Regions from separate parts of the Mus musculus genome. Here region 2 is linked to region 1. The links are chromatin loops, found by intact Hi-C in ENCODE. Cell type or tissue: gastrocnemius. All regions are shown on one strand. Links, peaks and the distances in the headings refer to the core of each region. The heading gives the core; the rest is flanking DNA. Region 1 overlaps Itpr1 (inositol 1,4,5-trisphosphate receptor 1). Region 2 holds the start of Gm35359 (a long non-coding RNA gene).

Region 1 (16,598 bases), core at 4,678-8,677:
AGGGGATAGTCAACATCTACACCAAAGCAGACACATTCTGGAATCCAGTCCTTGACCCTTCTGGAATCCTCCCACTAAGATGTGGAGGGTTCCAGACAGCCTCTGTTTCTAGCCAGGCCATCTGTGTTCTGCAGCCTTCTTCACCTCGCCTCTCTCTCTTATAGACCCGCCAGCCTGTCTTTGTGCAACTCCTGCAAGGCGTGTTCCGAGTTTACCACTGCAACTGGCTGATGCCGAGCCAAAAAGCCTCGGTGGAGAGCTGCATCCGGGTGCTCTCTGACGTAGGTAAGGCAGCCAATCCGTCTGGATGTGGCGGGATGAAAATGAGTGGCCTGCTGTTTACCGAGCCGAGCCGCAGCTCTCCCAAGGAAGGAAGCTGCAAAGCCAGACCCAGAGCCGAGCTCTTGACTCCTTGGCCTCTGTCTTTGCCAAGCCAGCACAGTGAGAAACAGTAAATCCTTGAAAAACAAGATTCCGTAGATCAAAGCCAGACGGCTCTTGGCAAGTGACTATCCATCAAGACTATCAAGACCCTGGGAAGTCCCTCATTCATAGCACGAGTTTGTTTACTCCAGCAGATGCATTTTGCTACGTGGAAATTTTCTTCCTGTGAAGCACCCCTAAGATCCCAAAGAGCACCCTTTCCCGCAAGTGGTGCACTGTTTGCATCTCTCTATGAAGTGGCTGCTTCTCTTTTCCCTCTTTGCTTCCCAACCCCCAAGACTCTTATCTCAAGGCCAGTCTAAAAGGCACTTGTTTATCCCTCCCCATCCTTGCGTTCTGCAATGCTAGTTATTGAACCTTGGCCTATCCCATATTAGGCAAGCACTCTAGCCCTGAACTACACCTCAGCTCTTTCCAAAGGAAAAAAGTTTAAGTGGTACTATCACTGTACATGTTTTGGGGTACAGCATTGTCAGGGGAATTGGCTTCCTGTTGCCATAGAAACCAGATTTCTTTCTTCTACTAGGTTTGAACTAGTTGGTAAATCTCTATATATTGTTACTATCCTGCAACTGCCCGTTATCCAGCCTTTGTCTAGCCTTCCCTTGCCTGAGCACTTTTCCTCTTTTACGTCTACATCTCCTTAAATCAGTCTTCTGACCTCTTCCTCTCTATACCTTCCATGAGTTCTCTTCACAGGAATAAGCTTTCCCACTCAGATGAGAAGTCTTGTGACTGAACTAGAGCCCCAGATCCTGGCAAGCAACAAGCACACTTCTCAGAAACGATGTCCTTGGGAAAGGATAGGATTTATGGGAAAGAGAGCTTTCATAGTGACCAGAAGATGAACATCTCCTCCATGTTATAACTTAGGGCAAGCAGAGGCTGTATTTGTGAGGACTCCTTGCCTTGGTTTTTTTAGGCCCTGCCTTATTCCTGTTCTGTTACAGTCTCAGCTGACAGGTATTACATGAGTGTGCCTGCGTGTGGGTGTTGATGTGTGTGTGTGTGTGTGTGTGTTGGGAGCGATTAGGCTGAGAGAATGCCTGGATGGCCCTATGCTTTCTTCAGACTCGACAGCAATTCATAAAGATGAAATACGCTGTTCAGGCCAAAATGTCTGTGTAAGTCCTTAACCCACAAGTTAATTGGTTTTGATTTAAGGAAGCTGTTGGCTTCATGGGCAGCTTGACACTTGGTCAGAGAAGCTACAAGGCTCAGTAGTCTCAGCAGGAGTGACATGGAGACAGCGGGAAGCCAGCTCAGCGGTAGAGAGCTCACCTAGTCTACACGAGGCCCCGCATCAGTCCCGGGAAATTCGAGGAAACAAAAATAGAGGAGAGAGCCGATGCTTGTGTGATATCTGGAGAAGAGGCAGCCTAGTCCCTTCCCAGACCCAATCGTGCCTCTTGGGAATGGCCTCCTGAGTCAAAGTGTACCTAAAATCCTGTGTATCCCTTTCGGTTTTAGATAGGTCAGTCAGGGCACAGACTTTCTAACAGATAAGCGTGAACCATGTCCCCTGCTTTTTTATATTGTACATTTCTCCCAGGGTCTCCCACTTAATAAACTGTTAGGATATTATTGGCTAGCTACTGATTCTTTTCGTGTGCCTTATATGTTCCCATTAAGAGAAAAATGGTTGCTCTCTAGCCCATCCTTCAAAGCGTTCCAGCTCTTTTCAACGTTAGATACAGGCAGTGGGGAACACTCCCTCTGTTTCCAGTGTTTTGAAGCATCCGTGAAGATAGGAAATGGTTCCATTGGTTTGGGGAGGGTTCCCTACACAGAAACCAGAAGTGTTCACCTTAGGTTCCTTAACTTATACTTAGTAATACTTTCAGACTCGTGGGAAAGTTACAAAACAGATACAGTAGGGCTCCTCTGTAAGTCTCACCTTCTTCCTCCACTCTCAGCATCGCCGTTATTAGTGCACATTGTCAAAAGCTGAAGAATGACAGTGGTACGTTACCACCAACTAAACTCCAGGCCTGACTCAGACTTCATAATGTCTCCATGAATGTCCTTCTTCCGCACTGGGCACACCTCCACTCCTGTCACACACTTCATTGTCATGTGCCCAGTCTGGTCTGGGGCGGTTTTTCTGTTTTTCCTTGTTACTCATGACCTCACCAGCCTTTGCAAACAAGTACTGGCCAAGTGTCCTCAGGTGGCCCTGTGCTGGTTTTCAGCGCTGTTTCCTCATGGGGGAGCGTGGCGTTGTCCTTTGTTAGGGAGGGAAAGAGGAGGAGCCTCCAGTGCAGATGCTGTTTTGTGTCTTGGTCAGTGGAAGTTTGCTTTCTGTAGGCTGTTCTGTAGAACAACAAAATTGGTTATTTTGAGGAAAACAGTTTCTTGGCCAACCAACTTATTTGTCCAGATATTTCTTAAAATGTACAAGCACCCGGGCATTCGTAAGAAGCCAGCCATTCATTTAAACTGGTGTTGAGCTGTTAACATGTCTTCCCCAAGTGTTAATGCTTGGAACCATTTCAGTGTCTGTAGGTACAAGTCCCCAGAGTTTACATTTGTGGTTAAAAGTTGAGTTTCCTCTCTCTCTTCACCAGACCATACATACTTGCCCATTATAGGCGTAGAAAAATCTGTCTAGTGGGCCATGAGGATTCTAGCCTGCTTCCCAGACTGTTGTAGACTCATGAGTCATCCGTCTCTTTTGCAGCCAAGAGCCGGGCCATAGCCATTCCTGTTGACCTGGACAGCCAAGTCAACAACCTCTTCCTGAAGTCCCACAACATTGTGCAGAAAACAGCCCTGAACTGGCGGTTATCAGCCCGAAACGCCGCTCGCAGAGACTCTGTACTGGCAGCATCCAGAGACTACCGAAATATCATTGAGAGGTTACAGGTAAAGTCTGAGGCTGGAAGAAGTGGACTTAAACTTGAGAAGTGTATTTTCTGAAGCCACAAAACATACAAGCTCCGCTACACAGAAGAGGTTTGTGGGGCCAGGAGTACCAGGTCTTTTGGTAAACAAAAACTCCCAGAAGGGGTTCCACGGCAGACAGTTGATGCTGAGCATTAGCCATAATTATTGTCTGAAGTCTATATAGAGTGTCCCTGGGTGGCATAGGCCTCCTCACACTGTGACAGCTGAGTCTATAAACATTTCTAGGGACCACTTGGAAACACCTTTGTCTTTATCACCCTAGCTCTAAAGATGTCACTAGACATCCATTCTGCTGCCCTCTGTTGGTCTATGCAGTCTCAGAGGGACACTCCATTTCTTAGGAGGGAAATTCAAACCACCATTCAGTGGGAAGGATGTCGAGCTACAACAATGTGTGAACTAGAGAAATGGCTGCCATTGGAAAGCACAAGCCCTTCAACAGTGCCTGGCATACCGTATAGTGAGCACTCAAGGGCTTCTCTTACAATGCCTAAGGTTACTGTTGTGGTTATAAAAGTTGCTATCATTAGGAAAAGTAACTGAGTCACCCTGTGGCTCCATAATTTATGTAATTTATGACAAATAAATGTACTGATTGATTTCTCAGCCCTGGGCCCTGGTGATACGTAGTGAGAAAAGCCCCTTCCTCCCCCTTTCATAAAGCCTCGAGCTTTGGAAGAGGCATGGCCACGGATCAGCTAATTACACGTGTAAACCTCAAGTGCCTTCAGGAAAGCTAATCTGGACAGGGGTTAGGGTAGGGACAAGGGATGCCTATCTAAGAACTAGAGTGGGAAGCATCCTGCTGAAGGCTACCGTTGTGAACAGATGCAGTCCTTGTGGCTAGGCAGCCAGCAGAGCTACAGGGTCAAGGAAAGGCCCGGAGTCTTTCCTATGGTAGAAGGTGTTTCTAAGCAAATGTAACTGTGTAGCTAAAGGAGGGCTTCCCAACCTTCTGTGCTTCGGGAGAGGTGAGGAATAACAGACTCGATGCTCCATGAACAAACAGTATTTTCTTGACTACACAGGCCACGTCAGTTATCTGCAAACATAGCAGCATCTTGCCTCAGACATAATAGGTATCCTGAGAAATGGAACAGAATGCATAGGCAGGTCATACTCGCTGCAAAGACTTGTCAGGGCTTTAAAAGACCCTGATGTTGCAGTAATGTATTACCCGAGTCCCTGTCATCATTCGATGTCCTTGTGCAGCAAAAGTTGTAACAAGGACAGTTTCCTGGCAGCTCGTCACCTCTGTAGTAATCCTCACCTGCTCTCTCTCTCTCTCTCTCTCTCTCTCTCTCTCAACATTCATCTTCCCCAACTCATTGCTTTGTGTGCTCACTCTCTCCCTCTCTCTCCCTCTCTCCTTCTGGCTCACTCACTTTCTCTCTTTCTCTCGCTCTCACTCTCACAGTTGCTGTTGCTTTCACAGTCACTCTCTGAATGCTGAATGTCATACATTTGAAAATACAGTACAAACACGTTTCAACATAAAAATGAAGACTTCTCAAAAGATGCACAGCTTCATGCAGTACGTTAATGAATGTTAAGGAATTGCTTCCACCCTCACCCCCATAAGTGCTTTCAGTTGTGTTAGAGTCAGGATCAAGAAGGAGTAAAGAGAAAGGGGGCGGAGGAGAGGAAGAAGAGTGGGCCTCAAAGGCATGCTATTAGGAAAGCTGGTGGGACCTTCCTCTTCACTCCCATGAAAGCCGTACCAAGTAGGAAATCTGCATTATGCTTCTTAGGATCTTGTTGGGAACTCTTTCCCTCACCAGGAGCAATCACCTAATTCTGCATCTCTGTGTCCTAAACATTATTGCCCTGTTACCATTATACAGAGTCCCTTAAACACAAGCCAAGTCTATCTTTAACTGGTTTAAATTGAGTTTCTATATACAAGATCTTTCAGTCCCTTTTCTTAACACCCCCCAAGAGGGGGGGAAAAAGAGAAAAACATTAAAATGGGGCATTCTTCCCATACAAATCGCACTGTGCTGTGTTCTTCTCCAGCCTTAGCATGTTGCTAGTTGAACGCTGAGTCAGCAAGCCTGGGGCCAGGCTGCGGCATCTTTTGAAGATGGGTCCTCGTCTGTTTCCTATCATTTGCCTTTAAATGGTGTTTGTTGTGTTGGATTGGTGGCTCTTTCAACTTCTCTCTGTTTTCCTTTCCTACAGCTGTGTGTTTTGCATTTGAAGACCATCATGCTATCAGGGTACATGTCTTTAGCATGTTGATACAGCATGTTCATTCATTTGTGTTCTCATGTTTATATGATTATTCTGTAAACTGTGCTCATTGCTAAGGATCGGACAGCACTAGCAACTATGTAGCAGAATATTAGACTCCCCTGTAACCTCGCCACCCAGAGAAAACCAGTGGTGATGTGTTAGTGGGATTTGGTATGCACTTTTAGTTATGGATATTGTCCTTGAAACCGTGTCGTAAAGTCCATACTATTGCTTGACTGCTCTAAGCTCATACTGCAGACATCTTTTGACACCATTAAACTTGTTTTTGTGTGTGCTGTGCTTATGACTACGTAGAATGGCGACTGATAGCATAAACTGTCTCAGATGAAGAGGTGCAGAACAGGTTGATGTATTTGTCCTTTGTTTTCTGGATTGGGAGGCGATGCTTCCGGTAACCACTGGACAGTATCTAATAACTGGAAATAATGGGAGACAATGCTAAAGCCGCACTAACACAGCCTAGCCTGTACCACAGGCTCAGGCAGAGATAGGTAGAGGCTCATCCTATTCCAGCCAGCTTCCTCCCGAGCTGCTGACCAAGGCACACTCTCATTCCAGGACATCGTGTCTGCCCTAGAGGACCGGCTCAGGCCCCTGGTGCAGGCTGAGCTGTCTGTGCTCGTGGATGTTCTACACAGACCAGAACTGCTCTTCCCCGAGAACACGGATGCCAGGAGGAAATGTGAGAGTGGAGGTTTCATCTGCAAGTAAGCAGCCTCCCTTCTGACGTGGTCAGTAGCCAGGAACCCCTGATGACCAGGCCGAGCCCCTGTTTCTGAAGGAGGAGCCGCTGGCCGGTTTCTAACTTCATGGGCTTAAGTTAGATACTAGAGTCCTGTTTCTGACCATCCCAAAACAAACTTGTCTGTTAGATCCTAGTTACTGACACTTCCCGCTCCGTTTGAACCGCATGCCCTTTTGGGTTTTTTCTCTACTTAGCAAGTTGGGAGCAAACGCCTACCATGTGTGGTACAAACAAACAGGAAACTGTCATGACCCTCCAGGCCCTCTAACGTCTTGGACCTGCAATGATCTCACTATCTTTGCCTAACATGCTTTTAGATTCTTAGTTTATGCCATGTGGGCCATAAACTATAAAGAAGTCACCAGTCTTTTGACATAATAAATAAATAAATAAATAAATAAATAAATAAATATTCCCATTTGACTTTTCACTGAGCTGAGTTGTTTTTCTGTGTGGAAGGTGGGCTTTGCCCTAGAAGCTCCTCTGACGAGGAGACTATGGATACCGAAAGTGTCTTTCCCCAGCCATCATCCTCGTGAGTGGGGTCCTTAAAAATGTCCTGCTGGCATAGCTTAGCAGCAATACCCAGTGGATAACTAACCACACGTATGAGCAGGGCTCTGTCTGCTTTCTCCACTCGGTATAACCTCCCGTTGTTATGTGTCCAGCTCCTGCCGTGCCAGCCTGGTAATCTGCTCCCAGCCAGCAGGTGTCGTGTGTGAGACATGGCTGCTGACTGGCTCTTAAGTGTGTGGATGCGTTGAAGTGTATTTAAAGTAGGAACCCTTCTTAAATGTTCATTCTTTAACTGACTAGTTAGATCAGAATACTTGTGGCATGTCTTTAGCTGGAGGATGGTTTTAAGATGTCACCCCCGTTTTCTCTTATTCAGGCTAATAAAACATACCAAGCAACTGCTGGAGGAGAATGAAGAGAAACTATGCATTAAAGTCTTACAGACCCTCAGGGAAATGATGACCAAAGACAGAGGCTATGGAGAGAAGGTATTGCATTTTATATTCCCGTTCAAATTATGCTGTGTATTAAAGTTAAGGTTTGAGAGTGTGTGGAAGCCCCTTAGTTACTGGCTGGCAGTTTAATTTTTTTTTTAAAGCTGTTTCTCTTGTCCTGGATGATCACTGAATCATATGAGTGCCTTCCTGCAAGTCAAATATAAATATTATTAGTTGTCTCTCATGGACACCTCACCACATAACCTAATGCCAAGGAAGTAGTTCTAAGTTCTTGCCTAGTGAACTTCCCAGTGAGGCATAGCGTCTTGTGTATCAGTCCGGATCTGTGGACTTGTGTTCCACCTCAGCACACCTGTGGGCTGGCTTACCGCTCTCCGATGGGGATTTCACAATCCTTCCAGCTCCTCACGAAACTCCCTCGAGTTCTAACTAGAAGGAAGGCTTGGTTTCTTTGCATGTCACCACTTCTGATGGAGATTGAGAAATGGACAATTCCTGTGACCTGGTACTTCTTGGTAGATGAGAAAGCAGGCATTTGGCATGTGTCCCATGTGAGGCACAGTAGGGCAAGAACAATCTTGGTGCTCATTCTCTTACCCAGCAAGGAATCTTAAGCATAAGTCTCAATGCCACCAACCGTCACTGGGTAGGTAATAACACACTCACTAATTGCTAGCCACTTTTACCAATGGTTCCTGGTCTCGCTGTCCTTTCAGAATACCCAGTAACTCATTGGTCAGCCCTGGGAAGAAGGCTTGGTAATTAAACCACCTCTCTCCCTGTCAGAATAGAGGGTGATAACCAAATTATTATACGTATGACAGACTGCTGAACTCTCACCCTTCAGCCTATGCAAGGTCTTTCACTAGAAGCTTACCTGACAAATGATGCTCCCCAAATAAGAACAAGAAAACATGGCAGAGTGATGGCCCACGCCTTTAATCTCAGCCCTCAGTAGACACAGGCAGGCAGATCTCTTGACTCAGAGGCCAGCACAGCCAGTGATACACAGAGAAAACATATCTCAAAGGAAAAAAGAAAAAGTAAGGGAGAGAGAGAGAGAGAGAGAGAGAGAGAGAGAGAGAGAAACAGAAAAGTGAAGTCGTCACTGTGCCGTAGCCCTCTGCTGGTTTCCCTTTTGGTAAGATGCTTTCCCGGCATGTGCAAAGCAGGGTTTGACACCCTACACTGCATGATACTAGATGTACCTCTTGGTGCATGCCTGTAATCATGGCACTAGGGAAATGGAGGCAGGGTGACCCAAAGTTCAAGGTCATCCTTGGCTGCATAGAGTTCCAGGCCAAGCCTGGAATACAGGAAATCCTGTCTCACACCAACCCAACAGACGAAACTATATATAATTTCATTCTGAATGTTTATAGTGTGTAAACTTAAAGGGGAATGCTTGTTCACTAAATCAGGATTTCGTGGACGAAACCTGATAGGCAGAAGCATATAAATATAAGTAGTAGATGCAAAGCGCCTTAGTCCAGGTGAGAAACGATGAGATGACTTGCCCATATACACACATGGGCACCTGGGTAGGTTTTAATTGATAGGAGAAGGGATGGGAAGAGAGACACCAAGGGCATCTTTGGGGTGGAGTGGGCAGAGAAAGACTGATGGGTATCAGGTAGAAGATGCTACAAAAGAGTAAATGCCCAGAGGTTAAAAGAGTTTCTTGGGCCTCAGTTCACTTTCCTTTGTAGCCGGTGAAGAAACTAGACATGCCCAAGCCCAGAGGCTGACGTCTCTTTCCAGACTGCTTGGAATCATCCCCACTTCAGGAAATTGGGAACATTGTAAACTAGAGTGGGAAGACCACAAAACCAAGGAAGATGCTCTAGGAACCTGCAATTCATCCTGGAACTTCTGGCCCTAGTGCTTTGGCTATTTGAAAATGCTACTTACCCATTTATATTAATGGAATTTTGAAATGGGCAGGAGGCATGAAAGTGTTTTTGCTTCCCTCTGTCTGGTTAATTACTTTGTCTCACTAAGGTTCTTTGATGATATTTCAACAGGTTACCTAGCTGTTCTTGGTGTAGTGAAGAAGCACGACAGACACATAGGCAGGCCAATATTTTCAAGGGTAGAAAAACTCACAGCCAGAGCACTAACCTTCTCTTTTCAAGGAAACCAGTTGGCTTGGGTTTTTATCAATGAGGTTGTCCCTGCCCCTGTGCTGAGGACTCTCCTAGGCTTTCATCACACTTTTCCTCCTGGTTGCCCCTTATGAGGGATGTGGTCATGGCTACTACCTTCCTAAGGGTATTTGCTACAGTCCTCCTTCCCTGCCCTTTCTTGAGTCCTCATAGCCACAGAATCAGATCTAGACAAGGCTTCAGGCTTTGCCTCATTAACCCCCCCCACCCCACCCCCCTTGGGTAGAAGCACCTGGGCTGGGATGAGCTATCTGCCCAGGGTCACATGGAGAATCCATGTGGTCAAAGCTAGAAGCCCAGTTTCACTTTCCTGCCTCTCTTCTGCTGCATCTTTTGGTTCAGGCCATTTCTGTATCCTTTGCCCTAAGCTGCAGTCTCCATAGACAAAGAGGCTTTGTGTACCTTTGCTCCTCTCTCCCTTTCCGTTCAACTTCAGGACTTCATCAAGGTCACAGATGAGAAAGAAGTTTGAAACAATTCCTTATTATTCTACTCTAAAAGTGTTGGTGTGTTCATGTAGGTCTACTTTCCTAAAGGGGAGAAAAGACCATTGAGAAGAATGCCTTGGATTACCAAATAGATTCAGATATACCAGCATCTCTCTAAAGTTGCCTTACACTTTTTAATCACCAGATACAGCATTTGCTAACCTCTTGGGTAACAGTCTCCTATCTTATCTTGGGTCAGCCCTGGAGATAAATATCATCAGTGTTATTTTTAGACTCGACGTTGAATACATAGAAAAGTTCAGAATCTTGTCTAGGATCGTACAGCTAAGAACAAGGCCCCATGAACCTAAATCTACAGTCTGACTCCAGTTACCTAGAGTTTCGCCAACATATCCTAAGCATGCAGATTAACTACACATAAGGGCTTTGAAGTTTACCTATGGTCTTAACGTTGTTTTCATTATGGTATATGATTACTACATAAAACACAGGAGCATCCTATGTCTCGGAATATCTAGGGTTCAGCTCAGCTCTGATTTGCCATCCAATTTAAAGAAGCTTTCATTAGGTAGGAGGTAAGTTTATAAATTCTGGTTGCCCCAGGACCATCAGAGACATATGGTTTTGAATAGCTATCAGAATAGTGACTAGTGAGTGTTTAGCTCACTATCCACAAAATATGCTAGTCTAGGAAGTGCCAAAGGCAGGGAGTAGATGAATCACAATTGTCGCCACAGTGATGTTACTATAGTGAAATACCTGAAGGGCCTATGTTATAAAATTGAGGTAGCTTTATGGTAGAGTGTTGGCCTATCAGACACAATCCCTACTACCTACCTACCTTAATTAATTAATTCAAATGAACAAAGGAGTTATACTTATAACTTACAGTTTGGGAGCCCAGAACTCTTAAGATTGGGCAGCCCCATTCATTTGTTCTCTGGTTATGGTCTACTGTTGAGTAGTTGAAGTGAGAAATCACATTCTGAAACAGAAAGCCAAAGGGGGATTGAGGAGTCTGCCTTGCTGTTACAGATAACTTTCCAGAGAACTAATGCAGGGCGCAGCTTGTAACTAATGCCCATCACCCTCTGAAAACCCAAGAATCTGAGGAAGAAAAGCTACCTAGAGTCTGCCAACATGGGCTACAGAAACCCAAACCAAAAGAAATAAAAGAAACCAACCCAAATATCAGATTTTTAGTTCCATACAAGGACAGTGCCCTGTGTGTGACCTTGGGCCCTCCCCCTAGGTCTTACCAAGGCATGTCACCAGTGAGGTTCAACGTCCCAGTGTGTGAACTGTCAGAATACACTCAAACCCTCTCCAGACCATGACAAGCACTCAGGGAATTTAGGAAAACAAACAAACAAACAAAAAACGAATTTCACCTGTTTTATCCCTGAATTCTAAGAACCAAGTACTAAACATAAAAATAGAGAAGGTATGAAAAATAATTGCTAACATGATCTTGGAATAGGTTTTGGTATGAAGCTCCTCATATCCTTGTATCTGCTTCTTCAAAGAGGTCAAACTTCAGAATGATACCAGGACTCTAAACACACTGCCTATGAAATGCCCACTACAGTTTGCTTTCAATCCATATTAAAAGTCACCCATAGCTAAGAAAACAGTTAACATCCCTCTAGCTAAGAATTGTAAAGATTGTTCTGCATCTCTAACTCATAGGGAAATCTTCTGCCCCTTGATCCTCTTTGAAAATAACAAGCGGCACAGTTATCTTAATGCGTTCTGGCCTCTCTCGGGTCGGTTTTTATTAGGCTGACCTAGGTTTATGTTCTTGGTCAGAGAGCTTTGGAGGAGAATCAGAGGCCGGGAACTAATGGAAAAGGATATGTCGGCATCTAACATTCCACTCCCCATTCTCAATAAGCCCTGCGTTAGTTCCAGAGAGAGCCAACCTCGGGCAACGCCAGAGGTTTTATTTATTAAAATTGTCAATTATCTGCTAATCATGGAAGCTCCTGGATGGGTAGAGGTTTGGCCTTTCTGGCAACTAGCATTTCTGACAAGACTCTTCACTTCTCAGAGGAAATGTAACTGAACTACACATCAGCTAGCTATTCTTAACCCAGTGTGCCTGAGATAGCTCTCTTGTGAGGGTTGGTTTTGTTTGGTTTTAAATTCTCATTGAGTTGATGCTAGTGCACCCATGTTAGTAATCCAACTGGGGCAAATGTCAACTCTTGTTCATCAATGATCCCAGGTTTTGAGATATGTTAGTCTCTGCCTCCTGAAGGTAATCCCAGATCTGACTGAGCCCAGCTGTGGTTTGGGCTCCTGACCCTCCATAAATGAGTTGAGTACTCTAGTCTCCTGTCCCTTCCTATCTAATTCTGAAAAGCATACCCTAGGGACTCAGCTCCCGATCCCACTCCATTCAAGTTTTCTCGTTTTATAAGCAGGTACCAGGCTGTCTTGATGCTTGGATGATGGACTGGTGAGCTTTGTTGCTCAGTGTGTGACACATACTGTGGCACATGAAGCATGGCACATATGGTATATTCTATTCCAGAGCAGATGTCATTCCAAGCTGTGGCAGTGTCCTCAGTACGTAAACTCCTTCCAATGGCCACTGCCTATCAGCAATGACTATCAGTGACTATCACTGACTATCAGTGTCATGGTTGAACAGAGCCATACAGTTGCAACTTTCTAACATTTACACTCTTGTGTTTCCCTTCCTAACAAATCTTTTTTTTTCTCCCCTCCTTTCTTCTTTTCCAGCAAATTTCCATTGATGAATCGGAAAATGCCGAGGTCCTAACTTTGTTGGTTTCTTTGTTTTTAATGTCCCACGGTGGTGTCTCCATGACCCCCTTCTAGTTAACCTTGTACCGTGTTCTCTGGTCTATGCGTCTAGCGTCTGACTCTGTGTAGTGTGCCTTCTGGGGTGAGCAGGGCCGGTCCTGTCTGTATTAGCAGTTCTCTCCAGAGTGTTTATCATTTGTCCTTGAATATTCCATCATTCTCCAGAGAGTTTGTAAGCTGTAATGAGGTTTCAGTCGTTCCCTCATCTCAACTGAGTCTCTGGTTAACTCTGGTCACTAACTTATGCCTGAAGCGGCTGACGTTAACATAAAGGAATTTTGCTTGGTGTTGAGTATCTGACCCAAAGAGAAAGAATAGATTGACATTGTTGAGAAGTTGTTAAAACGTAGCAACAACCCATCAAGCCCACTACTCTCTTGTCCGTTCTCTGTGTTGTCGATCCTTCCGTGTTTGGGGTCACAGGTATTTTCACAAGGCAATGTCAATCGCAAAGTGCTAGATGAGACCTTCCACCCCTGATATTAGGAAACCCCGACAGCCATGGGTTGGTTCCCTTCTGGAAGAACTGCCTGTAGATGCAAAAATGAAGATATCACCCTGTGGTTCCTATACTGACCTGTCACATTGTAGTTACAGTAACGTCCTGGAAACTGACTGATCCATGAGTAGATCTCACACTGGAGATTTGTTTTCTGCCTCTTGTTTGTTCTGTGCATTTTACTACAGCCCTCATGATTTTAGGCTGTGGTAGATACTTGGTAAGGAGTACCAGCAAAAAAATTGATTTTTTTTTGGGGGGGGGAAGAGGATATTCACACATGTACACATTAATGGTTTTATTGGCTGATGAGTAGAGTGCACTGGGATAGGATTTTATCTGATTTTTTTTTTTTTTTTGGAATGAAACTCCCAGGATGGGCATGCTATCCAGTATCTTTTCACTTTAGTTTAATACACTCATAGTTGAAAAACCTTAATAAATGGCTTAATTATACCTAAGAAAAGTTCAGCTGCACCACAGATTTGCAACCTGAAGCAACACACACGGTTATGAATGTGGACTAGCTGTCTCAGGAACGGCATTCAGAGAGGTAAATGGCCGCTCTTTGCCCACACAACTATAGAGTTAGGTCTTACATGTGGCTAGTTTAGTTTCATACAGGTCTATAAGGTGAATTCTATATAAAAACATTTGCCCTTATTTTAATCAGACACAGCAGGTCTATACTTTAATTAGATGTGTTTCCTAGGATGGTAGAAGGGTGAAGAAGGGGAGGACCCCTGCAGCTTCATTAATTACTTTTAGCACAGTCATTTTCCCTTATTTCATATGTAGCTTTCCCATTTTTGAATTATTTCTATGCTAGAATGTCCTGGACTGAACTTAGTATGCTGACACCCTTCAATACTCTTGTTTCTTCCTTGAGTTATAAATGCCTCCCTATAAACTTCTCCCCCTGGGCTATTGAGGTTGAATTTCTATTTGCTTAAGTACAGATTAAGTCAGGGAAAGGAACCCCCCCCCCTCCACTGTGGTCTGTGTAGCATTATTAATACACTGTTTGCACCATAGTAAATCAGTTGATGTGTTTGCTTGCTCAGGATACTACTTGGTTCTCCTGGCTGGGAGTTTATTGCTTGCTTATGGAAAGATTCCACAGTTGGAGCAGGTGTGTTTATAATTATACTCTAGGAAATAGAATACTGTCTGTTTATAAAAGAAGAATGTTCTGGCAGGCGCTTAGATTCTTTGAAAATTCCCTGAGGAAGCAACTGTGGCTCCCCTCTGCGTAGTTACCCCTGGCAACCGTCAGAACCCAGGGACACCAACACCCTGTCCCTGGTCCCTCAGGCTATTGGCTCTGGCCCTCTTCTCAGAGGTGACTGATTGGCCTTTATTATCAGCCCATTCTGGAAACTATCACAGCTCCCTGTGGTACAATCCCCCCCCGCCCCCCCCCCGCAACCTTCTACCAGTGTGTTCTTGGGGAAGCTGTAGTCCACAGCTGTGCTTCTACAGAAGTTTAATGAGAGCTCCTGACAGCAAAGGATCTGGGTAGGGACGAGCCTCACACCTAACACTGAAGGCTTCTGTCCCGAGTGATCATGGTGGTGGCAGTGGGGCAAATAGTAAGCATGCATGGTCCCTCCAATTTCTCATTGCGGAAGAGCCACTGCCTTTTGATGACGATAAGGACAGTTGAGTATCTCGGGGAATAGATGGCTGCAAACAACTTGGGAGAGAGGGAAAGACCTCCTGCATGAACATCAGGACTTTGGGCAAGACGCTAAAGTAAGGGTAGAGGCACAAACTTCTCATAAAGAGCATGCATGTACAGGCTCTTCCCAGCTGCCCTCTAGAATAAAATTTTAATTGACACCAGGAACAGGAGGGTGTCGGTGTTTGTGTTTGCTTCTTGGCAAGAGAGGCAGTCTCTATCTTTACCCCGACTTGATCTTGTTCACTGGAGATAGGAGAAACAAACTAGGGGTGGATGCGGGGGTGAGGGTGGGGTGGGGATAGAAAAACTACCTGCACTGTGTGTGTGAAGCTTCATGGATTGCTACATTTGTGTGCTTGGGACTATACATCCCCCCAAAATCTTGGACTGATGACAAAGGCCAGTCAGTTATCAGAAGGGCCAGGGCCACAGAGTATTGGTATCCTATGGTTCTGACAGTTGCCAGGGGTAACTATACAGAGGGAGCCGCAGATAAAGATCAAGATACAGAAAGCTCCCTCACTGGCCATAAATGGACATCAGCTGATGTTAAAGATCCTGATTTCTATCACTGGAAGCATCTGTTAGGTTCCAGGTACTATGTTAAGGGTTTGATACAATGTGCCTCCAAAAACATAGTATCTGCCGTGCTGGAGACTCTGCTAGAGACCATACAAATTAATGGAAAAGTTACCCCAGCCTGTCATGCAGCATGATAGAAATACATGGAATTGTGGGGAAATGTTATCTGGGGCTTTCTCGATATGTCAGAAGGGCAAGTAGTCACTTCAGAGGTCAGGCAAGAATGCAGTGGGGAACCTCAAGGCAGGACCTACTTTTCTAAACTAGGAAGTGCCATGCCTTTTAAGAACATACTTGGGGTTTAGGCAGCAGTAGTGGATGATGGGGTGGGCCATCTAGGTTTCCTCATTTTTGTCCTTGATACTAAGTTGTGTGTTTTAAAAGTGTGTGCTGTAGTTCAACAGACATGCCCATTCCTCTTCACTTAATATGACATCCTCACTGAATTACTGTCACCCTGGTGACAGCAGGCAACTGCAACTTTGCTTTCCTGTATTGAAAAAAAAAAACAAAACAACACAACAGATATCCTTGTCACCCAGAGTAGCTGTAGCCTGATTTTATTTATTGTGACCTAAACTTCTCTCCCCTACAAGCTAGTGATGCCACAGACAAAAATGTCTGTAATATTCAGGATGTGAAGGGTGGGAGTGGGGGTAGGGGTGCAGACAGCCGCTTAGGAATTGCTAGTTTTCACCTTCAGGGGGCGCGCTCATGACGTCCGACCCGGTGGAGGCGTCCTACTTTCTTACATTGCTGCAAACTGCTGAGTTGGGAACCTGCCAACCCTCAGGCAGCCGTTACATAAGCCCTTTCTTTTTTTCCTGGAATTTAAGCTCACTGCTGATGTGCGACCTTCAGCAGTAATTGCCAATAAGTGCAGCAGGACTGTTTACTGTTAGACACTGGCAACCACAGAGCAAGCTCTGCTGTCAGCACACAGAAGCCACTGCGGAGTCTGCTGAGGGCCTTTTCAAATCTTTGGACTCTCTTTGTTATTGTTTCTGAGATTATTCCAGAATGACTGAAGTTGTGTAGTTGCGTCATGCCAGTTTGCATTT
Region 2 (16,598 bases), core at 4,591-8,590, 320 kb after region 1:
ATCCACTTTCTTAACAAGGAAAAGAACCTGTGATTTAGAGATTGAATATAGGGTCTTCTACATATTAGGGAAGTTCTTTACCAGTGAGCTATATGCCAGCCTTAGAGTCTAGAAAAATCTGAGCTTTCTTTAGAGATGTTAAAGGAGGGGAAAAAATAATGGAATACTCTAGAAATAAAGTTTCTTTCTTATGATCCAGAAAATGGTCCCCAGGTATCTTGATGGCTGATGTTAGCTTGACAGGCAATTACATGGTGGGGATCAGGATAGGAAGAGGTGGATACGAGAGTCCATGTAGCATGTCTTGGTTTTCATCTCTCCCCTGGGTTTAGTATGAGAGAGTTTTTGTTTTGTTTTGTTTGTTTTGTTTGGTTTGGTTTTCTCACCAGCTTGCTCCAACAACAGACAGAAAAGAAAGAAAGAAAGAAAGAAAGAAAGAAAGAAAGAAAGAAAGAAAGAAAGAAAGAAAGAAAGAGGGAGGGAGGGAGGGAAAGAAAGAAAGAGAAAGAAGGAAAGAGAGAGAGAGAGAGAGAGAGAGAGAGAGAAAGGAAGGAAGAAAGAAAGAAAAAAGAAACCCACACATCAGACTTCCAATTTGTGTTTGTGACAGTCTGCACAGAGGAGTGGGAGTAAATCAAAGCATTTGCCATTGCAGCTCTCATGCCAGAGAGGAGGACAGCCAAAGCAACCATTTCCCATGGGCCAGGCCTTGACAGGGAGGGAGGGGTGACTGCAAAGTAAGTATTCAGTCAGGAGTGTTAGTGGTCGAGTCTTCCTAAGAGTGGTATTTGTTCGGAGGGAATATTGGTCAATATGTAAAAAATAAGACATTTGCGCTTGTCCACATAGGTATGATCCCATTCCCCATTCTTTGTCCTTATTTTTTGGTTACATTTTGGTACTTTTTTATTACATTTGGGGATGAGTTACACAGACTTTCATGTGCTAGGCAAGAACTCTACCACTACCCCCACCCCCAAGCCTGGCCCACCATCTGATTATATTTTAGGACAAACCCTGCCTCTTCTCTTGAAATTGAGACTCCTCCCTTTCCACTCACTGTCCTTTCTCCCGGTGACTCCTGAGACAGCCCCTGCTGGACATACCAGAAGACGCAGGATCATGGATCTGACTTGGTATCTGCGCTCCACAAAGGCTCTGAACAGATGATTTCACCATCAATCGCAGCGACAGGGCAAGCAGGCTCACACATCGGACAGCATCAAGGCCTAGTTTGGTGGTTCAGGGACAATGTCTCTGAGGAAGTGATATTTGAACGATTCCCAGCAGGTAGCAGATATTAGCAGAGCATGTGGGTGTGGGTGTGGGTGTGGGTGTGGGTGGTGTGGGTGTGTGCGTGGTGGAGCTTGACATTTTCAAGAAACAAGGAAGCCAGTACAGCTGATGCTCAAAAAAAAAAACCAAAAAAAACAAAAAAACCAAAAAAGCAAAAAACAGACAGAGAGCTGAGGAGGGACGGGTAAGGTGGGAAGATAGACTGGCTAGCCCCCCTCTCACTGTAAGGTCCCTTGTCAGTTCCTGTGTGCATAAATAGCAGAGGGAAGAAGGGGGTCACACACGGGGTCAGTGGAGTAATTTAGGACCCAGCTGAGACCTCTGCCAGAGTTTTGTGATGCCCAGTGATTCCCTAGCTCCTTGGGTGTCTTCTCATTGTTGGTGGACTGCACAGCTTTCTCTTCGGCCATCGGTTGCTTCCACGGATCAAAACTAATAATTGACTTTGCGTAGACATCCCAGGAGCCTTGCTTAGGCACTGAAACAATCTAGTTGTCCTTCTCTTCTCCCTTTGAGACAGAATTCTATGCAACCCAGGCTGCCTGGAGCTAGCTACGTAGTCAAGGATGACTTTGAAATTCTGATCCTCCTGCCTCCACCTCGCGAGTTCTGGGATAAGAGTGTGCCATTACATCCAGTTTGCTCGGTGCTGAGAAGTGAAGCCAGGTCTCTGTGTGTTCTTTGGAAGCTCCCAGCCAGCTGCCATTATACATCCAGCCCTAGTTCTTTGCTTCTGAGTGAGTCTCATGTAACCATAGCTGACCTCAAACTCCTGATCCTCCCTCATCCCAAATTCTGGGTTTACAGCTGTTTGACACTACACCCACCATGGGGGTTTTCCTTCTCTTTCAACCAGTCCCACCGAGCCTTGTCTCGGTAAAGAGCAGGCCTTTGCTTCCACTCCGGTTTCAGGACTAGTTCCCTCTCTCATGGTCAATCACTGTAGAGGATGGCTCCCTTCCGCTGGCCTTCAGTCAGTTTATTCCACTAGAGTTGAATCTGAATCTGCTTAGTAAACAGGACTCAGGGGTAAAAATGTAAAATAAGCCCGTGGGTTCCTTCTCCTGGGCAGCGTTCAGATCACCTGGGCCAAGCATCTTCTCGCTGCTCTCACTGGATCCTTATGGTCCCACAGGGTAGGGACCATGACTAGTTAGTACCCATTTTATAGATGAGGAACTGAGTTAAAGAGAGTTTAAATGCGAATGCACAGTGGTGGCACATGCCTTTAACCCGGTGGGTCTGCGAAGTGAGTTCCAGGACAGCCCAGGCTACACAGAGAAACCCTATCTTAAGAGAGGGAGAGAGAGAGAGAGAGAGAGAGAGAGAGAGAGAGAGAGAGAGAGAGAGAGAGACTGAGACAGAGAGATTAAACAATGGGTCCAAAGTCTTGTTTCTCTTTAAAATGTGTGTGTGTGTGTGTGTTGTGCATGTGTACATGTGTTCGTGTGTGTGTGTTGTGCATGTGTACATGTATTCGTGTGTGTGTGTGTGCACATGCGCAGATACTTATGTTTGCACAGGTATAAAGAGTTCCAAGGTTGATGTTGTGAGTCTCCTGTTGCTTTCCAGCTTAATTCCTTAACTAAATCCAGAGCTTGCCCACATGGCCAGGCCCTGCTCCAGGGATCTGCTTTCTCCACCTTGTGAGCACTGGAATTGCAGGCAGGCTGCCATGCCCATCTGCCATTTAAAGGGCTTCCGTGAATCTGAACTCTGGTCCTCGTGCTTGCAGCAAAAGTGGTTTAACCACTGAACCATCTTACCAGCTCTCAAAGTCCCACTTCTAACTGGTGACTGAACTGGGATTGGAACCTCTCTGGTGTGAAAGCCAAGTTCTTAACCTGTATTCTCTGCTCCCTTCACCTGCCTTTCTCCCCAAGTTTCTGCAAGTGTTTAGAGACGGCGATGCTTCTATAACTGGGAGTCTTTCTGACATTGCTGGTAGAATCCTTTTGTATCTCTCCCCCACACTCTCATTCCTATCTTCACAGGCCTCGTCACAGCTATGTCCCAGACATTGCTTGGCCTAGTTTCTTCCTGTCACAGATACCCCTGACAGTTCTTTGGAGTGGGAGTTTTGCTTACTTGCCTACTGGTCAAGCCTCAGCTCATTGCTCAAAGGGTCAGGTTAGTTTCATTTCTGGAGCTATCAGGCCTTCTCAATTTACTCCAATTGTCTGAAGCTAACCCTTTGAGTCTAAGGTAAGCGGCAGAGTGTAGCATAGAGCATTGTGGTCACATAGAGAGCTTTACAAGAACCAAAGTCCCCTTAGATGTGAGACTTTGGGAAGTATTTATCAAACAGGATGGCATCACTCTGATGGGAAGTTTGCTTTGTGGGTGCTTTTGATTGTCATAAGGATGACAAGGATGTGGAGATAGGGGAAGTTCTGGCTTCCTGTTAGCTTTAGGAGTGTCAGTGTGGGACAGGATTGTGGGACAGAGAACTGTTTTATGGCCTCCAAGGTTTGAAATGTCCTATCAGACATTTGCTCAGGTGGAAAACTTTTCTCAGTTTAATTTTTAATAAAATCACATGTATGGATATTTTGTGGTGCCCACAGAGTCCAGAAGAGGGAATCAGATCCCTTGAGACTGGAGTTACAGGTGATTGTGAGCTGCCATGTGGGTGCTAGGAATTGAACCTAGGTCCTCTGCAAGGGCAGCCAGTACTTTTAACTGCTGAGCCATCGCTCTAGCTCCAATCATAACATTTGTGCATGTGCCAGAATCTGTACACCAAAATACATAGTCATTCATCAAAGACTCCAAAGAAATCAAGAGTTTATCGTACTGATGCTGATGGTGCCAAATGTCTTGTACTTTGTTCAAGTAAGCGCCTTCAGAATCAAGGCAAGATTTTATCTGGGTCTCTTTGCCACTCACTGCTTGAGAATTTTATAGGGTTTTATTCGTTTAATAATATTTTGGATTTTATGTCATCATATCCTGCAGCAAACATATATTGAAATAATAACAGAAGTTGGGTGCGATGTTTCACATCTATAATCTCAGCACTCAGGAAGCTGAAGCAGATAGATCATGAGTCCAAGTTGAACTTGGTCTACATAGGGACAGGACATCCAGGACAGCTGGATATACATCTGAATGAGACCGCATCTGAAATAAAGGAAAAAAGACAATCCATCCATGGAGTGGGTGCTGGATCGTAGCAGTTGGGAAGCCTACATATAAGCATTCAGTGTAGCTCAGGTGGGCCTCTGAGATCCTCCTGTCTCAGTTGCCTGAGTAGCTGGAGTTAGAAGCATATGCCACCCAGTTTATATTGAATGTCCCCCAATCATCTCCTGAGAAATCATACTTCCTACAAGGATCAGGAATCATGGTGAGTTTTCAAAGTTCTTCTCTCCCTATAACAAGGACCATCAGCAATTTGGTTAAGTGTTCTCTCTGGAGAGGCATGGCCACTGGGGAGAGGAGGAAGGGTGGAGGTCTAGAGATGGTTTAAGGTATTTCTGAGGTTTATCGCAATGAGACTCTATCACCATACTGCTCTCCATGCTGCTTCTTACAGTGTAGCTGCTTTTGTGATTAGTCTTGGGTGCTTTGTTTCTTCAGAAAAGTCCAAGGCAAGAACTGACAAATACGTTTTGAAGTAAGGAATAAACCACCAGTGGGACCATTTTCTTAGGAAAAAAAATATGTTTGCAGATAGGAGCTCTTATTTTCCTCCAATTTTTAAGTATACTGAAACTTTGGGCTTGCTAGCTCTCTAGCTAATTCCAGTGAAAGTTGAGAGCTTATATTTTCATGCAGGAGATCAACATCAAGCAAGTGAACAGGAGAAAAGCAAGCAAGCAAGCAAGCAAGCAAGCCAAGCAAGCAAGCAAGCAAGCAAACAAGCCAAGCAAGCAAAGCCACCATGTGCAATCAAGGCCCATGCCATGAAAGTGACTTGTTCTGATTTAGTGGACTTCTCTGGGTACCAAAGGAGAATGAACTAGAGAAAAATGAAGTCTGGAGATCAGCTGGGAGCTAGTGCCAGTGACTCGACAACGAGAGGATGACAGCTTGGATGGAGTAAATGGAAGTGGACCCATCAGATTTTTGAAATTTGAGGTATGAGGTATGTGCACGCATGTGCATGTTTGCGTGTATGCATGCGTGTGTGTACTTGCTCTAGGCAAGGAAGAAGTCGGTAAATCAGTGTCTAGGATTTGAATGGCTATGGCTGGCTGGCTATTCTATGTATAGAGATAAGAGAAGCAAACAAGAATAAGTGACATTGGCAGAGAGGTCAGGGAAAGGACAGTCCCTTTTGGATGAATTCTTTAGTTCAGTGGTTGAGCATTTGACTAGTGTGAATGAGGTGCTGCTTTCTATGGACAGTATTGCAAAAAATAATAAAATAAAATATGTATTTGAAAACACAAATGCGTATGTATATAGGTATGTATGTACATACATATGTATGTACATGTGTATGTATGTATTATATATGTGTGTATTATATACACAGACTATACATACACATGCATATAACACATCCATATTCTTTTTTTTTTTAAATAGAGAAATCCATGTAGCCCAGGCAGGCCTCTAACTCACTCTGTATGCATAAATGATTTTGAATTTCTGATTTCCTGCATCTGTCTGCAGTATTGTATTACAGACATGAGCCACCCAGATGCTTTTTAAGCGGTGCTAGGAGTTCAGGCTGATTCTGACATGCTAGGTAAGCACTCTACTTACTGAGCTACGTCCTCACCCCCTATATAGTTATTTAATGATAGATTAAAGGTGTAGGAGCTGATACAGGAAGGTGCCTCTTCTACCATTTTGAAGTTTCTGGGCAGTGAGAAGAAAGGACTTCGGGGATTTGGGTCTTTGTTGAGTATCTCTTATAGGTACACGTTCATGTCTCTGAGACATGGACTGTGGACGCCACCTGGTGGTCTGCTCTAGCCATTTTTACAGCATGCTCTTTAGGATACAAAGCAAGTCTTAGTTCATCAAGAACACAGAAGTGGGCTGTGGTTAAGACCAGAGTTTGGTTCCCATCACCAATGTCAGTTACTTCCTGTAACACTGCGGATTCTGTTCCCAGCACTGACACAGTGACTTACAGCTATCCAAACTTCTAGTTCCAAGGGACCTGACCCCTCTTTTCAAACCTTCTATGGCACCAGGCACATATGTGGTGCACATATATGTATACGCAAGTAAAAGTCATGCGCATAAAACAAATGACCCTAAATTAAAAAAAAATAAAAATTATTAAAAAGAATATACACCCACACACTTTCAATGTTTTGACTTACATATATACGCACAAACTTACAATTCTGAAATAAACCCATGAACTTACAATGGTTTGATTAAGGGTTAAAAAAAAGCTAAAAAAAAAAAAAAACAAAAACAAAAACCAGCTATAGTGTGGAAACTGTACTTAGAGTTTTGATCTTCCCAGGGCTAGCTATATGTGGTAAGATACACTCTGGTGGCCATGACAAACAGCTGAGACTCTCCAGTGTCCTGTGTCGCTAAGCTGGGATGTTCAGTAGGTCAGGTATGTTACTGCATGTCCAACTGTATGTTTGTGATAGAAATAGGTCCCTTGGGACGAACCCCACTGTCGGTTGAAGGGCAGCTGTATAAGCTCCCATGCAATACAGATCAACGCTGCTTCCCCAGTAGGTTGCAGTCTTTCGTAGAAAGACCAGGGATGACGTGGGTGTGGCAGAATCATGGGAATAATTAGGACTTGGAACTCACATTGAGATTGGGATTTCTTTCTTTTTCTTCTTTTTGGTTTTCCGAGATAGGGTTTCTGTGTATAGCCCTGGCTGTCCTGGAACTCACTCTGCAGACCAGGCTGGCCTTGAACTCAGAAATCCGCCTGCCTCTGCCTCCCAAGTGCTGGGATTAAAGGCGTGTGCCACCATGCCCGGCGAGATTTGGATTTCAATTCCATTTTTGCTTCAGCCAATAGCAAGTCTCCTGGGTCCTAGAGCAACGATTCTCAATCTTCCTAAAGCTTCCACCCTATTACACAGTTCCTTATGTGGTGGTGACCCCCAACCGTAGAGTTGTTGCTACTTCATAACTGTAATTTTGCTACTGTTATGAATCGTAATGCAAATACCTGTGTTTTCCAACAGTCTAATGCAACCCCTGTGAAAGGGTTGTTTGACACAAAAGAGGTCATGACCCACAGACTGAGAAACACTGTTTAGACTCTGACGCAGTCTGGCAAACTTTCTGGATGACAGAAGTGGTCCACGTCTGCAAGGTCTACTACACGACAGCCACTAGTCGTGTGTGGCTGATAACAGCTGCCGTGTGGCTGCTGTGGCTGCTTTTCACTTATTTGTTCCGATTGGAAGGGATGAGGGGAGGACTCTGTTGGTAAAGTGCTTGCCTTGAAAGCTGGGAGACCTGAGTTTAATCCCCAGTACCAACATTAAAAGTCTGAGTGTGGTGCCCCACACTTGCGATCCCAGTGCCTGGAGCCTGCTGGCCAGCCAGCCTAACCTAACTAGGTAGGCTTGGGTACCAATGACAGACCCTCATCTCAAAGGCTAAAGTGGACAGCTCCTGAGGAATGTCATCCAAGATTGACTTCTGAACTTCAAAAATGTGCAAACATGTACCTTTGAGTGAGTGTGCAGCATACCACACACACACACACACACACACCAGCACACCACACACACACACACACACACACTCACCAGCACACCACACACACACACGCACACACACAATTTAAGTTGTGACAACTACAGCTAACGTATTCTATACTGCACAACATGATCGGTTTCCTCATCTGTACATCCCTACCTGTGAAATTTTGTGACAGCTGATTTGGGACCACTAGAAGGAGTTTCTACCACTGCACCCGAGTTATAGCAGGCAATCAAGAACTATGCCTTGGGTGAATACCCCTGATGGAATCAGAGTAAACTCTCCCACCCATGCCCCTCAACCCAGCACTGAAAGTTTTCATTAATCTCCTGCTGTGACTTCAGAAGGAAAAACAAGGAATATGCATGAGCCCCACAAGTCCCCTCCTCTTAAAAACACTCTGTTTGGAATGAATCAGTGTGGTGTTCCGTGTTTACCCCCTCTTTCTGAGATGGGAGACAGTATCAGCTTGTGGTGAGAAAGTCCTCCCAGTCAATGAATAATCAAAGGCAAAGCCAAGCAGATGATAAATCTTGGCCTCCCTCCCATAAAGCCACCCACTAAGCAGAGCTGAGTAAATCTGTTCGGGCTTAGCATATTTTTCAGGGTAATTGGTTGCAGTTCTCTCTAATTCTTTGATTGGCTAACTTTGTCCTGGGCCTATTCCAAGCTAATAAAACAGAGAGTGAAGTAAGTTTCTGATTTCGGCTTTAAGTTTCAGGGAGGGACCTCGAAGCATTAGTTCTGACAATGCTGGGAGGAAAAAATAATGTTAGTTCTTGCTTCTCCATTCTGGATCCTGGCAACATCTGGGCTTCTGTAATCTTCCCAGATGGTTTCCTTCTCCTGGGAGAGGGCTGCAGGTAACTTGGAGGGAATATCACAAAGTGCCGAGCAATTACAGTAATTATGGCTCTGCGGTGTAGGTTGGGAGTGTTTCAAACCATGGAGCTCAGAAGCTATGAACATCAACAAGAGGCAGACTCCAGACACTTCAAACCATGTGGAATCCGAAGATACAGGCTTGGACGCTAGTTTCATCAACTGTCTACTGAGTGACCTTGGGCAAGATCTTGACCTCTCTGCACTTCTGTCTTCCTGCCTGTAGAATGGGTGTACCGCTGCCCTTCTCAGCAGTTACTGGGAGAATCAAGACAGTAAGACTCTTAAGAGATGGCACACGGTGCCTGGCATGTCATAAAGACCCCCAAAGGCATGTTAGATTCATGATACCCTTTCTGTGTATGTTGTGCTCCTGGGGCTGGGGCCTTGACATAACATCTTTGTGTTCCCCATGGATATGGGTTGAATTTTGCTGTTTGTTTGTTTGTTTGTCTTTGTGCCCTCAAATTCACGTCAAAGTTCTCACTTCCAGGAGCTCAGAATGTGGCTGTGTTTAGAATTAGCGTCTTGAAGGAATTACAATTTAAAATTAAGCTACCAGCATGGCCTCAATCCTACATATTAAACTACTGTATTCTCTCTATTTCATCATGTTTGGTTTTGTTTGTGTGCTTGCTTATTTGTTTGGAGTGGGAAAAGAAAAGGGTTTATTTTGCTCACAATTCCTGATCCAAAGCAGTGAGGGCAGGAAGTCAAGCTGGGCTGGAACCTGCAGGCAGGAACTGATGCAGGGCCATGGAGGGATGCTGTTCATTGATTTCTTCCTCATGGCTTGCTCAGCAGAGGTGGAGGAGGAGGAGGAGGGGGGGGGGAAGCATTATTCTCCAGGTGTTAGGAATTATGCTGGAAGACAGCAGCCAGCTGATGTTGCTGATGCTGAGGACTGCAATTTACTGAAGAAAACTGACCAGCCATTGGTCAAGATTCCTTCCTGCAGTCCATATCTAGTGTCTAGAAAATGTGTCTGCTTAAAGACTGATGCTTTTGCTCTGCTTTGGGTAAATTGGAATGGCCAGAGCGAAGGCACTGGTTGACACATTTTTATTAAGGCCCTGAAAGTCAGCTTCCCCAAGTGTCTCTTCTATTCCACAAGTGCCCTGAGAGCACTCCCATGTTAAAGATCCTCAGAGCACCTGCTTCTCGAGATCCTCACTGGCCCGATGTCCCCTGTCTTAGTTACTGTTTCTGTTGCTGTGAAGGGACACCATGACCATGGCAACTCTTACAAAGGAAAACATTTAATTGGGGCTGGCTGACAGTTCAGAGGTTTAGTCCATTATCATCATGGCAGGAAGCATGATGGCACACAGGCAGGCATGGGGCTGGAGAGGTAGCTGAGAGTTCTGCATCTAGATCCATGGGCAGCAGGAAGAGAGTGAGCCACTATTCGTGGCTTGAGCTTCTGAAACCTACCCACCCCTGAGTCTACTGGGGCCACTTTCATTCGGACCACCACATCCCCTGTTGAAATGAAGCACAGATGAACAAGCAAAGGCAAGGGATCTTTGAGTTGTCCCCATAGAAAGGAAATGGCTGTGCTCTAGGCAACTATGTAGCAAGGACAGATGACTAGTGACTTTCAGAGTTCATGGATTCTCTAGCAGTGCTTGTCACAGCAGTCATTGCTTCGGAGCAGTCCCTTTCCCACAGGCCACCCACATGACACTGCAGCCATGGCTCAGCTGACTGAACCAGTGGTGGACACCTGACTCAGAGGAACTCCTCTCTAGGGCAGTCAGCAGGCTATGAGGTGGCCTCATGTAGATGTTCTGTCTCACAGCTCTGGTGACTTAGCTGAGTTCTGCCAGGTTGTATTCCGTGCCACCTTTGCTTTCTAGCTGTTAGGAAGAAGACAGACACGAGACTGGCAGTCATGAGATCAACTGTGACATCAGTCATAAGATCCTGAGCAGTCTCCAAGAGGAGTAAACAACCTCTAGTCCAAGCTGAACGCAAGCAGGGAAGAGGGAAACCTTCTGACCCACAAGCTAGGAGGAAGAGAGGACAGAGAGTAAGCAGTGTAGACACCGCTGGATCCCAGACCCCACGAGACAATTCTATATGTCCAATAGACCTTTTTGCCCTTTACTGACCTGTTGCTCTTTCCTTTTTATCTTGTTGAATGCCTCAAAGGGCCCAAGAACCAAGTGACATTTAACATAGCTATATTGCCTCTGGCAATGTTTCTTTCCCTAAACATACCTGATGTGTTGCTTTTGGCCTAGAATATTCTCTCCCCTCCTTTTCCCTACTCTACTCTTTGCCTATTAAATAACTACCTATATCTGAAGGTTGATTACAAAAATAGTTATTTTGTGTGTATAGGTGGTTTGCTTGTGTGGGTCTGTGTACTACATGCCTGCAGTGACCCTAGATGCCAAAAGAGGACATCAGATCGCTTGGAACTGGATTTATGAATGGCTGTGAGTTTCCATGTGAGTGCTGGGAGTTGAACCCAGGTCCTCTGGAAGAGCTGCCAAGTGCTCTTAATCACTGAACCATCTCTCCAGCCACTTTAAGGGTTCATTTTGAATGCCAAGCTGATGCAATTTAGAACTTACCATGAAAATAAACCCCTGAGCCTGTCTGTGAGGATCATATAGATTTAGTTCATTGGGGTAGGAAGACTCATTATGAATTGGAGTGGTTTTATTCCACACTCTGGGATCCAGGGTAGAGGATTGGGCATTGAGCATAGGCATCGTCTGTCTGTATTTCATGACTGTGGATGAAATGTGAGCAGCTGGCTCCTGCTCCTGCAATGATGTCTTCCCCATCATGATGGACTTCTCTTGAACTGTGAGCTGAAATAACTCCTCACTCCTTGAAGATGCTTCTGTTAAGTGTTTGAGACGAGCAGCTGGGAAAGTAACTCTCCTAGTTAGCGTTAGCTATCAACTTGATGCCGCTAAGAGCTATTTGAGGCATTCTAAACTGGGACACTGGCCCCATCAGACTGGCCTGTAGACACGTCTGTGGAAGGGTTTTCTTGTTAACTGATGTGGGAAGACCCAGCCCAGTGTGGGCAGTGCCACCGGGCAGGTGGTCCTGGAATGTTTAAGAAAACAGGCTGAGCCAGGCGTGGTGACACATGCCTTTAATCCCAGCACTCAGGAGGCAGAAGCAGGTGGATTTCTGAATTCGAGGCCAGCCTGGTCTACAAAGTGAGTTCCAGGACAGCCAGGGCTATACAGAGAAACCCTGTCTTGTAAAACCAACCCCCCCCCCCCAAAAAAAAAAAACCAGGGTGAGTGTGAGTCAGAGGAAGCAAATTCGTCAGCTATGGCCCTCTGTGGATTCCACTTTAGTTCCTGCCCCAACTTCCCTCAATGATAGGCTCTGACTTGGAAGTGTAAGGCAACAAACCCTCCCCTCCCCAAATGTCTTTTGCTCATGTTTTATGACAGCAACAGAAGGCAAACTGGAACAGTAACTAATACAGTTTCTTTTTGTTTCTGTCCAAAAGTCACCTCAATCATGAAGCAGTCTTGGGCATTCTTTTGATTTGATACTTTTTATGGTTGGCCTCCATAAAACATACTGCAATTTTGTCAGCCTTTACCTGTGTCTGTCATAGTTTCTGTGTAACCCACTAAGCTGTAAGAAACTTGAAACTCCAATCTGGTTCTATGTTGGCTACTGTTATGTTTCTAGCTCCTACCATGATGTCAGGAAGGTGGACACTCAATATTAATTCTTTTAAACAAGTACCAGGTGTTTTCTGTATTGACTGGTGGCCAAATGAACCAAATCAGAACTTTCTTTATATTTTTTAAAGTTTTATTATTTCTTTGAGAAATTCATACAATGTATATTGATCATATTCACTCATCCCCCAACTCTTTCCAAGACCTATCTCCCCCTTCCCTACCCACCCAACTTTGTATCATCTTATAAAAAAAATTGTGGGCTGGAGAGATAGCTCAGCAGTTAAGACATTGACTGCTCTTCCAGAGGTCTTGAGTTCAATTCCCAGCAACCACATGGTAGCTCACAATCTGTAATGGGATCTGATACCCTCTTCAGGTATGTCTGAAGACAGCTACCGTGTACTCATATAAATAAAATAAACTTTCTTTTTTTTTTTTAAAGTTAAACCACCAACATGCCACTTAAAGTTTTTGATTTTAATAAAAGAGACAACTGGTCAACCTCATATTTATTTTATTTATTTATTTATTTATTTATTTATTTATTTAGGTTTTTCAAGACAGGGTTTCTCTGTATAGTCCTGGCTGTCCTGGAACTCACTTTGTAGACCACTTTGTGGCCTTGAACTCAGAAACCCGCCTGCCTCTGCCTCCCGAGTGCTGGGACTAAAGGTGTGCGCCACCACACCTGGCTGACCTCATATTTTAAAGAAAAAAAAATTAAAAAAATTAGTGTTGACCATATATTCTTGCATGTGTTTCCTTCTGCTGAGTTTTAATCAGCAAAGGCTACACTTTTACAGAACATAACTCTCCATCTCCTAGCTGCTATCGATTGCCAGTAGCTCTTCGGCTAGGGGTGGGACTATGTGCCTACTGCCCTTCCCTATGCTGGCATTTGGTTTGGCTTGTGCTTGTGAAGGTCTTCTATGTGATGTCAGTGAGTCAAACCAGAGTTTTCCTTAGGAAAACAACAGAGAAAGAAGGTCCCACATTTGATGGCAGCTGAGCTTCATAGCCCTTCTCTCAAAAACACCCCCCCAACTATATATAGAAAACATTTTTGAGAGATCATAAATAAACTTTAAAAGCAAAGAGGGAAAAGTCCTGAGACCAAAAAAGTTTGAGATACTGGGGTAAAAAATAGTAGAATTATTTTGGGTGCGAGAGACAAACTCCAGCATCTGTGAGCCCAGGCCGTTCTTTTTCTTTCTCAGGCATCCTGCCCCCAGTGTTGGCTCTCTGTCAGGCAGGGACTGGACGAACATCAGCAGATCCAGGCTCACGCATGCTTAGCAAGCCTGGCGTATCTTTTCCAGTGTTCCAGGGCAGACTGTCACTAGCCTGGCTCCTGTTACATTTCCATCCCTAAGCCAATCCCTAGGACTCCATCTGGCAGGTCTGTCTTCTGTTCATTCTGGGATAGGGAGTTGTGTAAAGTCCTTGCAATGAACCATGTGGGGTGGCTGACCAGAAGAAAATGGGAAGAAAAAAAAGGAACTTTAGACAAAGGATATATATATATATATATATATATATATATATATATATATATAGTATAGCAATATATAGTATATATTGCTAGCAATGGACCTTATTTGAGACAGTGGTCTCAGTATAGGCTGGTAGTATAATTTAGGGGTAGGACACTTGCTATCGTGTTGGAGGCCTGGGCTTAATCTCTAGCAATGAAAAAAAGAGATGTAATCTCAAATGATTATGATAGTGTAGCCAATGTAACTTCACAGAGTAATAAATTACCCACTTGTATTGCCTAATTGAGTTTGGTGATATTGATGTGAAGAGACCTCACTGAGAGTTATTTTAAATTATAACACTTTTAAACTAAAGTGTATTTACAATTATACACACTACAGAAAATTTACCAATGTGAATAAAAGACTATGTTCCTGCTATCTTACTCTCCTTTGAATAGTTATTTAAGCTTAAACTTTACTTTAGTTTTTTGTTGGGACTTGAACCCAGGGCCGCCACCATCCTAAGCAAGAGCTCTGCCGCTGTATACTTCCCAGTCAAGTGACTATTTTCGAGTGTACAAGTTTTACTTATAAAGTATATTGAGTTACACGTGGTGGCTTGTGGCTCTAAATCTCGGTACTTAGGAGGCTGAAGCAGGATGATTGCTTATGGGTTCAAAGCCAGCCAGGGTTGCAGAGTAAAACCCAAGTCAGCCAGAGCTATAGAGTGAGGATCCTGTCTCAAAACAACAGCATCAACAGTGAAACTACAGCAAGGGTGGGAATTGACCTGTGTTGGCAAAGCCTTTGTTGAGCACACGTGAGGGTATAGCATGTAAACTGCGTGTGGTGCACGCACACCTGTAATCGCAGCGTTTAGAAAGCAGAGGCAGAAGAGTCACAAATTCAAGCTCATCCTCAGCTACACAACAATGAAAACACATGCGAACTGTGCAACTGTAGCCACATCACACCTGGAGCCTCAAACATCTCATTCATAGTGTCTGTTGGTTGGGTCCAGAGGCCATGCCTGCGTAAGTGCATTCTATGATGTTCATGTACCAATGAAATAACTTAATGACATAGTATTTAAAGGTTTCTCCTTTGTTTCACTGTGTGTGCTTGTGCTTAAAATGATAGTAGCAAAATAAACGCATGGAAAAAAAATCCAGATGGGACCCAACAAACAGTCAGAGCCAGCGGCGTCAGCAGAGTCTGTCTGAGAGCTTAGACACCTGTCGGGTCTTCTTTTCTTTCCTTGTTTCTTGGGTGGGAATCCTTAGGTGATTGCTGGGTATAGTTTCCCAAAGACTGCTCCAATGGCTTGCCTCCAAGAATGGTGAGAATTGGGCATAGGAGTGTGACTGAGTTCCTTTTTCTATTGATGTCCTCAGGGCAGTGAGCAATGAGTCTGTTCTCATTTTTGGAGTAACTTGGGTTAAGCATCTGTTTTTGCTGATTTTTTACTCACAACATCTAGGTGAAGGAAGAGAGCGTCAGAGAACATCCCCAGTATGTTCTCATCCCACCTGGCCTCACTTGTGTGTCCTGGAATCCACAGCTCTCCTGAGTGACCCTGGGCCTTGCTAACATGCATTAGTGTGCAGGGACTTGGATGCTGATCTCTCTCAGTACTCTGCAAGAACCCACATTCTTAATTTCACAACCCTGAATGTTTCCTCAAGATCCCAGTACTTAAGTAGGCAAAGTCACATGTATTCTTAAGATTATATGGCTCTATAGAAAGTGACTGAATTCTATTAAAACAAGGCCTGGTCTCTTTAATACTACCGTCAGCACAAATGAAATTATTCTAGTGAGAACAGAAGCCTCTACATCTTGAATGCTTTGTGTCTGGTATGGACAAGTCCTTTGCATCTCTCAAGCCTTCCCTGTGATGAGCACTATTAGTGGGATCACTTTCCATATGGGGAAAGCAAGGTTCAAAGAAATGAGTTGACTTAGAGTACGTAGTTTTTTTTTTTTTGTTTTTGTTTTTTCCATTTTTTATTAGGTATTTAGCTCATTTACATTTCCAATGCTATACCAAAAGTCCCCCATACCCACCCACCCCCACTCCCCTGCCCACCCACTCCCCCTTTTTGGCCCTGGCATTCCCCTGTACTGGGGCATATAAAGTTTGCAAGTCCAATGGGCCTCTCTTTCCAGTGATGGCCGACTAGGCCATCTTTTGATATATATGCAGCTAGAGTCAAGAGCTCAGGGGTACTGGTTAGTTCATAATGTTGTTCCACCTATAGGGTTGCAGATCCCTTTAGCTCCTTGGCTACTTTCTCTAGCTCCTCCATTGGGAGCCCTGTGATCCATCCATTAGCTGACTGTGAGCATCCACTTCTGTGTTTGCTAGGCCCCGGCATAGTCTCACAAGAGACAGCTACATCTGGGTCCTTTTAATAAAATCTTGCTAGTGTATGCAATGGTGTCAGCGTTTGGATGCTGATTATGGGGTGGATCCCTGGATATGGCAGTCTCTACATGGTCCATCCTTTCATCTCAGCTCCATGAGTACGTAGTTTTTTATTGCAAGTGGAATTCAAGCAACGGTTTACCTGACAATAATGGCCATGTTCTTGACCATCACAAACTGCCTCTGGTTATG

What was found. Hi-C counts contacts between places; a loop is a spot of excess contacts. Peaks named below come from ENCODE experiments on the same cell type or tissue, not always from the same donor. Only the 100,000 strongest peaks of a DNase experiment are listed, where the experiment ranks them.
Region 2: a loop joins it to region 1, with 7 times the contacts of the local background. A loop is called at or near these places in 28 of 42 quality-filtered maps.

What each region holds. Positions count from the first base shown.
Region 1 is chr6:108,410,645-108,427,242 of GRCm38, forward strand. Itpr1 (inositol 1,4,5-trisphosphate receptor 1) reads left to right here. Exons shown (of 62, transcript NM_010585.5): 36 at 165-285; 37 at 3,125-3,309; 38 at 6,166-6,314; 39 at 7,245-7,356; 40 at 12,689-12,721. Among named protein-coding and RNA genes, the nearest start is that of Gm35165, 54 kb to the right of the region's middle. In gastrocnemius, for the core only: no CTCF peak of the experiment used is centred there; a DNase peak (open chromatin) is centred at 7,035; H3K27ac peaks cover 203 bases.
Region 2 is chr6:108,730,130-108,746,727 of GRCm38, forward strand. Gm35359 (a long non-coding RNA gene) reads right to left here and starts at 1,252. Exons shown (of 3, transcript XR_377955.2): 1 at 1,107-1,252. In gastrocnemius, for the core only: a CTCF peak has its summit at 6,210 (motif pointing left); DNase peaks (open chromatin) are centred at 6,212 and 8,465.